3 separate regions of the Homo sapiens genome follow, and all the other regions are linked to region 3. The links are chromatin contacts, found by Hi-C or POLR2A ChIA-PET in ENCODE. All regions are on one chromosome and are shown on one strand. Each heading gives the region's core, a stretch centred on a gene start or an enhancer-like site at or near the end of the contact. The rest is flanking DNA. Distances are from core to core; before and after follow the strand shown. Region 1 holds the start of CACNB2-AS2 (CACNB2 antisense RNA 2). Region 2 overlaps NSUN6 (NOP2/Sun RNA methyltransferase 6). Region 3 overlaps CACNB2 (calcium voltage-gated channel auxiliary subunit beta 2).

Region 1 (4,042 bases), core at 577-3,076, 210 kb before region 3:
CTGAGGTTGTGCCACTGCACTCCAGTCTGGGTGACAGAGTGAGACTCTGTCTCAGAAAAAAAAAAAAAAAAAAAAATTAAGCAGGTGTGGTGGCATGCACCTACAATTCTAGCTACTTGGGAGTCGGAGGTGGGAGGACTGCCTGAGCAAGGCAATCAAGAGTTCAAGGCTGCAGTGAGCCATGATTGCACCACTGCACTTCAGCTTGGGCAGTAGAGTAAGACCCTATCTCAAAAAAGCCTTGAGAAAATACTGGTAAAGTGTTGAGAATTAATTGTCTTTTATTTTTCCAGGAGCCTAAAGGATGTAGTGGTGGTTAATCTGTGACATGAAATCATTAACATACCTTCTTAGGTCTCAACAGAATATGGAATGACTTGGGCATGGGTGCAAATTTGGATCAATATCTGTGACACACTAAAGATATTGCGTATTAGAATGGCTGATATCATACCAATGAACAGCTGAATCTCCACATGTCTTAATGATTCATCTTTTTAGGTGTGACATTTACATGGTCTTTAGGGAGAATATTAGGATCAGCTCAGTCCCTGAAAACTGGGTCTTTAGGGAAAGATCTAAATAATAGCTTACAAAGAATATTGACTTGGGAGCTCTCACACTTGGAAGGCAGCCTTATGTAGTTTATTATATCTAAATCATAGGTGGTATGAGATCTAATGAATTAATGAGGTCTGAGTCGGATCAAATTCGCCTTCCAGAGTTATGTTTATTTAACATGCTTTAACCCAGAAAATGAACATTTGCCAGCGAGCACCAAACAACTGTGCGCCGCAGTGCTTGAGCGAGTCAGGTCCTGAGGCCACTCTGGCGATCCTCCTTACAATTCATGTGAAATACCTACTGCAGGACAAAGCATCTGACGGTTTGGAGGATGTTTCTGTAGTCCTAGGAATCCACAGTGAATTCGAGTCTAGACTCAGTCATTTTTCAGGGTCAGGGGAGGAGGGAGAAGTAGCAAATCAGATATGCCCAAAACGTTACAGAGGTAACAGTGAATCCAGGATGCTGCTGTCAGCCTGTGCATTGTGAAGAAGGCAATCATAGGCGAGCAGCCGCGGGAGCAGGAACAGCAGCGTGCTAAGAAGCAGTCACATAAACAGCAGCAGGAGTAGGCCTCCTGCTTTTCAAAAGCAGAGTACTGCAGGGTCGCGAAATGCAAGACACTCAGATGTTTGAAAATCTCCCGAGTTGAGAATGGCTACTGTAAAAGCGTCACCAAGAAACTCTGACGATCTGGACAGTCCTAACTCTGTGTTAGCAATACTTACTTCCGGAAAATTAATGCTACTTCTTGTAGATTTTTGCAAATAGGAAACCCCCTTGAAGAAGATCTCAAATTACGCCCCCCACCCCCAAAAAAAGACAAACAGGGGAGAACAAAGTTTTGGCATGCCTGCAGGAACGGTGGCTTTTTTAGAAACTACCTAGGAGGCAGAAGCTAAGTGATTTGCTCATGCCTCTTACCTGGGAGTAGAAGGTGGGAAGAAATGGACCGAGGCTGTGACGAGAAGACAAGGCACAGTGCAGCTTGGTGAAGCCACACGCTGACTGCGTTCTGCCCCCTCTTCATGCAGTGCTGCGGGCTGGTGCATCGCCGGCGAGTACGGGTGTCCTATGTAAGTTTCTATTGCTGTAGAATTGCAGCTGGGAGCTGAAAATACTATTCGTGTCTGTCTGGTGCATGTTGCCTCTTTCAGCTGTTTTTATTCCCTGTGCTGAACCAACCAGACAGTCGATCATTTCGTACCATGAGTTTTCAAGGAATCTGAGGTATAGGAGATTCTGAGATATTTATTTTTTCCCAGAGATGTTTTTATCTGTCTTTTGTGCCTTGTGACTTTGATAAGGTTGGAAATAACTTGCGCGGGGATTGGTTTGAGAAGTCCATTGTCTCAGAGATCTGCCTCATTCAAACCAGTTGATACTCTCTTTTACCTAGAGTAGTCCTGTTTTCATATTTGAATGATGGGATGGTGGGGGGAAGAAATACCACGGAGTTTGACAAATTATAGATAGGCGCAGAGGCTAACACTAAATCCTATTTTGAGCAGCTTCAGAAAAATAGTAGATAATAATCACTGGATGGATGACACAGCTGTTGCAACAGCTTTATCATCCTGTGACTCTTTCACTGAAATAGCCCTTATTTCATGGCCCTGCTGTGTTTTGCAAAATGGCTGTCTGAGTATTAAATTCTACAAGGCAGGCTCACACAAATATTGAAGTGTATCACTACTTAACATGATTGGATGCTAATTGCAATATGCTGTGCCTTACACTAGCCGACCAGCTCCGAGCAAGCGCTGGCTTGATTTTCATACTCCTTTTGCGAGCAGCTACTCTATTTTCAGGAAGGGTTGTAAAAGGGAACAGGAGGTTTATGCAGGCTGGGCAAACTGCAGTGCTGAATTGCTTAACACTGGTTTGACATTCCTGACTGCAAAACAAATAGAAAATTGACAAAGCAAGCTAATCAATACTTAAAGTATTGAAGGTAAAGAAACCCGTGACCTTGGAAAATTGGCCACAGAAAAGAGATATATGTGAGACTTACAGGACAAACAAGGTCAAAATCTGATATGATCTCAATAATAAAGTTGGAAATGGTGACGGGGTGGGGTGGGAGGGCAGGGAGAGATAACTATACTGTCAAACCTTAAAGAGAGTATTCAATTTTATTAAATAAGTAAAAGCATGAAAAACCCCTTTTATTTAAAGGTTTTTGCAGTTGTTACATATTTGGTGCCATTTGTCTTTTGAATGCAACAGTTGACATATCAGAAATCAATGGAGGAGTCAGGTAGCCAGCCAAGATTTCTAAAGACGACATCTGCAGGGATAGATGGTTTTTATCCAGTCAAAAAATTAATTGCTTTTTAAATAAGATTTGGGAATAAGTGTTACAAACTTTTTAGAGTATAAGATTAGCCGCCTAAAGAAAACCTTAAGTTAAAAACAAAAATAATTTTAATTTAAAAATCCATAGTTTCTAGAATAGTGAAGAGTGAGAATTTCTTAGCTTTCTGTGTTTCTGTTTATTCTTGTATAATGAATTAGAAGAAATCCATGGTTATGTGTGCCTATTGAATACAAAAATTCTGAAATAAGGCCTCCAACAAAGCAACAAATTTTTACCCTACTTATTTTAGTTCTTCTTCTTACATTGAACATGTAAATAAATAGAAAGAAGAGACAACATAATCTGGATTTTTGAAGTCTTGATTGAAAGCTACAGAGACTTGGTTCATCTGCTCATTCTCAAATATTTTTACCCTGTATTTTGAATAAAGTACCACAAAATATAGAGCACAGATGTCTTTTAAAGATAAAAGAAATGCATACCCTTGGTCACTAGAAATAAATTTTCGTTTACTTTAGAGTGTTTTTCTCTTGGGAAGCCTTACCTCTAACCCACCTGCTGCTGTTTTAACCTCTCTTCTTTGACACTTTATGGATTGCAGTTTTCTTTACAGATGGCCAACCCAGAGTGGAAGATAGGTTAAATCGAAACCTATTTTTTTCCTTGAAGGAAAAGAACCCACTGTGCATCTATCTGTAACGGAGACTTTAGATTTGACCGCAAAGCAGATGAGTCTAGAGGCTGCTCATTGAATACAAAGGGCAGCCAGACCCCTATGTGGTACTGGTGGTTAGGACCTCGTCATACTGGTTGGGCTGTCCTGGTGTCCTTTCTCAAATCTGTTGTCAGTTTCCAGGAATCACAATTCTGGTAATACTGGAACTAAATGTCAATATTTATATACATACATGTATGCATATATCTGTTAGATCTAATTACATAAATAATATATTTTAGATGTAATATAAATCAATTGATAAATATGCACCTGTGTGTGCATGTGTCTTAATCTTTCACTAGTTCTTATACCTTTTCTTTTTAGTATGACAGCTTTCTTAAGAATTCCTCCTACTCAAACATTGTCTCTCAGAAAGAATATGAAAGTTATGTGGGTTTCAAAGAAAGTTATACTCATATGCCATAGTTCTTTATTTCTAG
Region 2 (4,069 bases), core at 1,546-4,045, 150 kb after region 3:
TATTTTACATGTCACAATTAGGTGCTGGAGGAATTAAGCATGTCCTATGGGACCTCACTGAGACAGCCTGTGTTTGGTTTCTTCCAAACTTCACCCCATGCCTCTTTTCCCTTGCTGGTTTTGCTTCTGTATGCTTTCATGTAATAAACCATAGCCATTGGTGTGACCGTATGCTAGGTTCTGTGAGTCTTAGCCAATCACTAAACCTGAGGGCTGTCTTGGGAATCTCTGATGCAGGTAATATCTGTGCCAGAAACACAGCACACAAAGTCCTGCTGTCTTTATAAAAGAGAATACAGAAAATGTAAGAGAAAAATATTCAAAGAAATAATGGAAGACCTATATAACTGAAAAGCTACACTGTGTCTCATCAAAAGCTAAGAGGAAATAGGCTGAGTGTGGTGGCTCACACCTGAAATCCCAGCACTTTGGAAGGCCGAGGTTGGTGGATCACCCGATTCAAGAGTTTGAAGACCAGCCTGACCAACATGGTAAAACTCCGTCTCTACTAAAAATACAAAAGTCAGCCGGGTATGGTGGTGGGCACCTGTAATCCCAGCTACTCCGGAGGGTGAGGCAGGAGAATCACTTGAATCCGGGACGCAAAAGCTGCAGTGAGCCGAGATCGCGCCACTGCACTCCAGCCTGGGTGACAGAGTGAGACTATGTGTTTTTTTTTTAAAAAAAAAAAAAAAAAAAAAAAAAAAAGATAAAGAACTAAGAGGAAATAATCAAAATCAAGCATTACACTGGCTAAATGTCTAAAGTTGAATAACTAAGAATTCCACAGATCTCCAATCAAAAGACAACGTACTGTTAAAAGGAAAAGTTTTTGGTGGGCCTTAGATTTCTTCACAATAACATTTAATGCCACAGGTTATAAAAGCAATGTCTACAAAGTGCTAAGGGAAATACTATGTGGCCTGAAACGACCAGACTCAGCCAACTTGTTTTATAAACAAAAAGGCAACAGGCAGACATTCTCAATCAAGAAAGTAACGCAGTACGTAAGAGTCACACTTTGGGAAAGGGCAGGGGGTGCGGGAGATCTGCTAAGTGACTGTACTCACCAATAAAGACATTAATAAAGATAAGAAATGAGAAATAAACTGTGCCATAAGGACCGAAAGCAAACACTGCATCCATGTGAATTATACTTGGGAAATAACAATGTTACAAAGCTTGACAATGTTTAAAAAAAAAAAAACAGAAAAACTGGCCAGGCATGGTGGCTCCTGCTTGTAATCCCAACACTTTGGGAGGCCGAGGAGGGTGGATCACTTGAGCTCAGGAGCTCGAGACCAGCCTGGGCAACACGGCGAGACCCCATCTCAAAACAAAAATAAAAAAACAGTAAATACAAATTAGCTGGTAAAATTTTAGGGAAAATTTAACTCCAGTAATCTCCTCATTTCTCATAATGGAAAGTCAAAAGAGACTTAATGGGCCGGACACAGTGGCTCACGCCTGTAATCCCAGCACTTTAGGAGGCTGAGGCAGGCAGATTACCTGAGATCAGGAATTCGAGACCAACCTGGCCAACATGGTGAAACCCTGTCTCTACTAAAAATACAAAAATTAGCTCAGCGTGATGCCAGACGCCTGTAATTCCATATACTCAGGAGGCTGAGGCAGGATAATCACTTGAACACGGAGGTGGAGGTTGCAGTGAGCCGAGATCGTGCCATTGCACTCTAGCTTGGGCAACAAGGGCAAGACTCCGTCCTGGGTGGGGGAAAAAAAAAGATGGAAATCGAGTAGGCTGAAAGAGAAGACAAATCCAGTCTCATTTGGATTTCAAGAGATTTATGCTGTTGAATTACATATTCAATTGTGAAAGAAAGGAAGAAAATTAATGTTCTGGCCTGCTTGAACTATTTTAAGACTTTTATCAAAAAGGGAGGAGCACGAATTGAGAGAATACAGAAATTCCTTAAAATTACAAATTGATTTTTGGCCTAAAAAGTTCTACTGATCCAAATGTAGCCTTTACAAAATGCTGGTTGAGATGTTTTAAAGGCTCTTTTATCAAGACAAGTCTGGCATTCAGTTTTCTCCTGAAGTCATTAAATTACCAGACAAAAATCTTCTTCCAGAAATTAAAATATATTTCACCAGTACCTGAAATCTCGTCTTAAGTAAACTGAAGAAACCAAAATTTTATTTTAAATCTCATTTCAAGTAAACTGAAGAAACCAGTAATTCAGTGATGCATTACTGTTAAAATTGTTTACTGTATATAAAGTTTAACTGATTCATTTGTATTTTAAATAACTGTGATATCGAGCTTTTAGTAAAAAATCAGAGGAAGAAAACACCCTTTTCTAAATCCCATGGAAATGAAAAGGGGAGAAAAAAGAATAAAAATCTGAGGAGAAGAATAGGAACAGCTCCGGTCTACAGCTCCCAGCGTGAGCGACGCAGAAGACGGGTGATTTCTGCATTTCCATCTGAGGTACCGGGTTCATCTCACTAGGGAGTGCCAGACAGTGGGCGCAGGTCAGTGGGTGCGCGCACCGTGCCCGAGCCAAAGCAGGGCGAGGCATTGCCTCACTCGGGAAGCACAAGGGGTCAGGGAGTTCCCTTTCCTAGTCAAAGAAAGGGGTGACAGACGGCACCTGGAAAATTGGGTCACTCCCACCCCAATACCGCGCTTTTCCGATTGGCTTAAAAACCGGAGCACCAGGAGACTATATCCCGCGGCTCGGAGGGTCCTACGCCCACGGAGTCTCGCTGATTGCTAACGCAGCAGTCTGAGATCAAACTGTAAGGCGGCAGCCAGGCTGGGGGAGGGGCGCCAGCCATTGCCCAGGCTTGCTTAGGCAAACAAAGCAGCTAGGAAGCTCCAACTGGGTGGAGCCCACCACAGCTCAAGGAGGCCTGCCTGCCTCTGTAGGCTCCACCTCTGGGGGCAGGGCACAGACAAACAAATAGACAGCAGTAACCTCTGCACACTTAAATGTCCCTGTCTGATAGCTTTGAAGAGAGCAGTGGTTCTCCCAGCACGCAGCTGGAGATCTGAGAACGGGCAGACTGCCTCAAGTGGGTCCCTGACCCCTGACCCCTGAGCAGCCTAACTGGGAGGCACCCCCAAGCAGGGGCAGACTGACACCTCACACGGTCAGGTACTCCAACAGACCTGCAGCTGAGGGTCCTGTCTGTTAGAAGGAAAACTAACAAACAGAAAGGACATCCACACCAAAAACCCATCTGTACATCACCATCATCAAAGACCAAAAGTAGATAAAACCACAAAGATGGGGAAAAAACAGAGCAGAAAAACTGGAAACTCTAAAAAGCAGAGCACCTCTCCTCCTCCAAAGGAATACAGTTCCTCACCAGCAATGGAACAAAGCTGGATGGAGAATGACTTTGAGGAGCTGAGAGAAGAAGGCTTCAGACGACCAAATTACTCCGAGCTACGGGAGGAAATTCAAACCAAAGGCATTGAAGTTGAAAACTTTGAAAAAAGTTTAGAAGAATCTATAACTAGAATAACCAATACAGAAAAGTGCTTAAAGGAGCTGAGGGAGCTGAAAACCAAGGCTCGAGAACTACGTGAAGAATGTAGAAGCCTCAGGAGCCAATGTGATCAACTGGAAGAAAGGGTATCAGCGATGGAAGATGAACTGAATGAAATGAAGCAAGAAGGGAAGTTTAGAGAAAAAAGAATAAAAAGAAATGAGGAAAGCCTCCAAGAAATATGGGACTATGTGAAAAGACCAAATCTACGTCGATTGGTGTACCAGAAAGTGACGGGGAGAATGGAATCAAGTTGGAAAACACTCTGCAGGATATTATCCAGGAGAACTTCCCCACTCTAGCAAGGCAGGCCAACATTCAGATTCAGGAAATACAGAGAACGCCACAAAGATACTCCTCGAGAAGAGCAACTCCAAGACACATAATTGTCAGATTCACCAAAGTTGAAATGAAGGAAAAAATGTTCAGGGCAGCCAGAGAGAAAGGTCGGGTTACCCACAAAGGGAAGCCCATCAGACTAACAGCAGGTCTCTTGGCAGAAACTCTACAAGCCAGAAGAGAGTGGGGGCAAATATTCAACATTCTT
Region 3 (4,036 bases), core at 1,079-3,578:
TTGAGCCAAGATCATGCCACAGCACTCCAGCCTGGGCAACAAGAGTGAAACTCCATCTCAGAAAGAAAGAAAGGAAGAAAGGTATTGAACAGAATTGAAAAGTTTGTCAGATGAGTGTTTCTGGAAGACCTTAAAATTAAGAAATTATTTGTTCATAATAAAGACTACCCTTTTCCCTACAGAATGTAATTAAGATATTTATTTTTTATAACCTAAAAATTCGTCTTTGTCAGTATCATTTTCTGCAAGATAGGAAGCTATTATCCTGCAGCCACTGGTTTTTGTGAAACTGCCCATGGTTTACGCCTTTGTATTTTTTTCCTGTGTCCTCTGGAGCACTAGTTAGCCAAAGTCTAAAATTGGAGCAGAAATTATGGGGCAGTGGAGTTGGAATTACAGCTTAGACTCCTGTCTCTACCACATGTAACTATGGCCTGCCATCTGATGTTCTTCATTTGCAAAGTGGGAATAATAGTACTTAATATACCTGTTGAAAATATTTGACTTTCTGACTCAGAAGGGATCTTAAAAATGTCCTTTTATAATTGAGGTAAAGAAGAAATCGCTAGGTAGGGAAATGTATGTAGTAAATGATGAAATCTGTAAAGATGTTTTAAAAATTGTAAATACCTCTACAAATATCATATACTACTCAAGCAACATCCTAACATCACTAGGCATTTGTTTTCTGTTTAACTGCCTTTGGAAGACCTGCATGTAAAGTAACAAATATGTCTCACCCCAGACGTGTTCAACTCCCGTATCTCCCTTTTTCATTACAGTCATCTCTCTGGCTCCTTCACTGCCCCCATTCCTATCCATCTGCTCTTTGATGTCATATGCACCTTACAGGTTTCAGTTTCTCTTCCCGGCTTTGCTTTCTTTTCTGCTTGTCTTGAGCCCCATGGTTGACTAGCTGAAGCATTCTCGAATAAGGAGTCTCAATTCCTTTAATATCCGGCCCACTTTTCTTCTTTTTTTTTTTTTTTTTTTTTTTTTTTTTTTTTGACATGGAGTCTCGCTCTGTCACCCAGGCTGGAATGCAGTGCTGGGATCTCGGCTCACTGCAACCTCTACCTCCTGGGTTCAAGTGATTCTTTTGCCTCAGCCTCTCGAGTAGCTGGGACTACAGGTGCACGCCACCATACATGGCTAATTTTTGTATTTTTAGTACAGATGGGGTTTCACCATGTTGGCCAGGCTGGTCTTGAATTCCTGACCTCAGGTGATCCGCCCGCCTTGGCCTCCCAAAGTGCTGGGATTACAGGCATGAGCCACTGTGCCTGGCCCCCAGCCCATTTTTCTACGCTTCTTGCCTACCTTGGTTCCATGATAAAAGCCACCTCCTTAGCCTGTTAACCCATACAATGGAGGTTTAGGGAGTGGGTGGAAGAGCTTTAGTGTCTTTGGTTTAAATTTAGGTCTGTTTTAAAATTGTGTCTGATACAACCACATCTCCTTAATAAACGTATTGGTTTACTATTTTCAGTTCAGTCTTTAGAAAACAAGCAGCCTTTCAGGAAGAATTTCAGAGAGGTTTGGTTCTCAAATTTTGTGTGCTTCTAAATATTCTTTATACCTTGCTTCAAAATGTAGCTACCTGAGCTCACCTTTCTGTAGCCATTTCAGTTTATTAGGTTTGGGGTGAAATGTGCCATTTGTATTTTCAACAAGCCCCACCCCAGCTGCTGAAAATGATGCAAAATCAAATTTGAGCATCGCTGCTGTAGAATACATTCTCTCTTTCTTCCAATGGAGAGTTCCATTCCTGAATGTGGGATATGTTGAAATGGTGCAGCCAAATTTGCATTGTTGTTCGGTAATATCAGTGGTTCTTAATCAAAGACATGTATGAGAATCAACTGTGGTGCTTTTGAAGGTCATCACTAAAAATTGTCCACGCTTTAGCTCCACCCACTGGCAATTCTGTGAAATACTTTTCAGGTGGGGCCCCGCTCGCCTGTTAACGTATCACAGGTGATTTCTACTTGGTATAATATGGTATGACCCATCTGCAGTGGAAACAAATGCCTGTTTTGGATAGGAGTATTTCAATTCAAGTTAATATGAATTGATAAATACACAGGTAATATTTGGGTTGTTATTCAAAGAACTTATAAAAGTCATATCTTGTAAAAGTCTATAGATTTATTACAGCCTTTTAAAAAATATTGCCAGGCCCCAAGCCCTGAAAATATGTTGCGCTTGCTCCTTCCCTTACTGAAATCACATTTAAATTCAGAATCACCAGTGCTAGTTTACTTTCAGTTCAAGACAGCAAGCCTGAAAATAGCCTTAATGACGCATGCAGAGCATTTTCCTAGGAACAGACTCTGGACTTATTAGTGTCTGGAGCCATCAGTCAATACTTTTCTGGTGCACTGGTGTGTTAGTAAGGGATGCCAGAAATGCGTGCCTTCTCTTATCAGTCACCCGGAGAATTCACGTAACTTGCTTTAAATAGCCGAAGTGAAGAAGGAGATTGACTTTACAGTTGTGTTTGCTTCTTTAAAAAATATACTTATCTTTTCCTAGCTGTAAAATAGCAATCGAAAACTGCCATCTAAAGTGAAAAATAATTCCCTAAGGTTTCAATAGGGTTTTTCTTGTATCAGAACCAGGGCCAGGGTGTAACTGGATTTAAGTGCCAGACAAGGAGCTAGAAGCTGCAGGTGCAGCTCCCCGCCACGCTGCTCTCTGTGACCTTGAGTGAGACACAAAATTGCTGGGCTTCCGTTTTTCATTTTAAAATGCGAGGGTTGGATTTGCTCGCTAAGAGCTCTTTTATCTCTAATAGTTAAGATGATGGAACATGATGTTTTGAGATGTTTTGCTGAAATTTCTCACATAGAAAATGGGCCTTCTGAAAACATATAATTATAGTTTTGGGTAGGAAGAAGCTGTCATGGTGGCGAAGGGGAACATTGCAAATCTGAACATGACCGCAGCTGGCGGGAGAATAATGTGTTAGAATTGAAAGGCACCCTGCAGACTTGCTGTTTAATGTACAAAGAAGCCTAGGGCCGGAGGGGCAGGGGGACTCTCAGGGACAGTGGAATCTGGCTCAACGGTCACCCTCTGGTAGCAAGCAAGACCTGTCTCTGTGACAGGTCTCAATCAATGGAGAAGCTTATTTTGCCGACGTTAAGGACATGCCTAGGCTCAGCGTCCTAAACTAAGCCAAGTGCACCAAGCCAGGTGCTCAGGCTCCTAAACTAAGGTGCAATTAGGCAATCAGCATGGATTGTTAGACTGTACAAAGGTGGAGATGCCAATTCCCCAACTGTTTTCCTAGGGGTTGTGTTCCCACACACGCACTTTCTCCTTAGTAACAGCGCACGGCTCCTGACCTGGATGGGTGGCCTTAGATCTGTGAAGCACATCTACCTTGCCTTGAGAAAGATGCAACTCAATGTTGGCTTCCTTAGCTCCGTGCCACTCAGCATTGCAGCACCGAAAGGAAAACTGTTTCCTCTCTACTCTCCCACTACTCTCAATTCTTCCAACAACAGATGTGGGTTGTTTTCCCCCCCAACAGCAAGCAGTTCTCCAGTTCTCTGCAGATGCTAATGCCACGTCCTGCAATTCAATTCTGACCTTATCTACCTGGAGTTAGTGCAGACCCAACAGGTTGAAGGCTGAGTCCCAAAAGACTGTCCCCACTTCAGATGCCAGTCGCACAAGTGATGAGTCTCCAGGTTATCCTCAACTTCTGTCCAACTCAACTACAGATCAGAGGTTCCCATGGCCCCCTACTCAGGTTCTATAATTTGCTAGAAGGGCTCATAAAACTCAAGAGAACAGCCGACTTACTAGATGACTAGTTTATTATAAGAGGATACAACTCAGGAACAGCCAGAGGAGAGAGGGATGGGAGAGGGTGCAGAACATCCATGCCGTATCTAGGTACGCCACCCTTCCAGCACGGCCCTGGGGTCACACACCTGGAAGCTCTCAGATCTCCATCCTTTTGGGTTTTTATGGAAGCTTTGTTACTTAGGCACCATTGACTAAATCACTGGCCACTGGCGATTAA

What was found. A loop is a pair of places that touch in the nucleus more often than their neighbours do. ChIA-PET counts read pairs that join two places held with the same protein, here RNA polymerase II (POLR2A). Pooled maps may share reads with other maps.
Region 1: a loop to region 3 is called in a map with no recorded cell type, with 2.7 times the contacts of the local background. The contact joins the promoter of CACNB2-AS2 here to the enhancer-like site in region 3. A Hi-C loop is called at or near these places in 2 of 168 maps with a recorded cell type or tissue (GM12878 and posterior cingulate gyrus), 3 of 37 single-sample maps with no recorded cell type and 2 of 50 pooled maps. POLR2A ChIA-PET finds 5 or more read pairs at or near these places in 2 of 52 experiments (AG04450 and OCI-LY7).
Region 2: a loop to region 3 is called in a pooled map, with 3 times the contacts of the local background. The contact joins two enhancer-like sites. A Hi-C loop is called at or near these places in 1 of 50 pooled maps. POLR2A ChIA-PET finds 5 or more read pairs at or near these places in 2 of 52 experiments (AG04450 and SK-N-SH).

The regions. Positions count from the first base shown.
Region 1 is chr10:18,259,678-18,263,719 of GRCh38, forward strand. CACNB2-AS2 (CACNB2 antisense RNA 2) reads right to left here and starts at 1,827. Exons shown (of 2, transcript XR_001747681.2): 1 at 1,489-1,827. The region is part of intron 2 of CACNB2 (calcium voltage-gated channel auxiliary subunit beta 2); the gene reads left to right.
Region 2 is chr10:18,625,041-18,629,109 of GRCh38, forward strand. The region is part of intron 3 of NSUN6 (NOP2/Sun RNA methyltransferase 6); the gene reads right to left. Among named protein-coding and RNA genes, the nearest start is that of NSUN6, 25 kb to the right of the region's middle. RefSeq lists an enhancer at 2,658-2,867. Within about 2 kb of position 2,796, at least 33 of the 41 ENCODE cell types and tissues checked have a DNase peak (open chromatin) inside an H3K27ac peak, as active enhancers do.
Region 3 is chr10:18,471,248-18,475,283 of GRCh38, forward strand. The region is part of intron 3 of CACNB2 (calcium voltage-gated channel auxiliary subunit beta 2); the gene reads left to right. Among named protein-coding and RNA genes, the nearest start is that of CACNB2-AS1, 66 kb to the right of the region's middle. RefSeq lists an enhancer at 747-966. Within about 2 kb of position 2,329, at least 5 of the 41 ENCODE cell types and tissues checked have a DNase peak (open chromatin) inside an H3K27ac peak, as active enhancers do.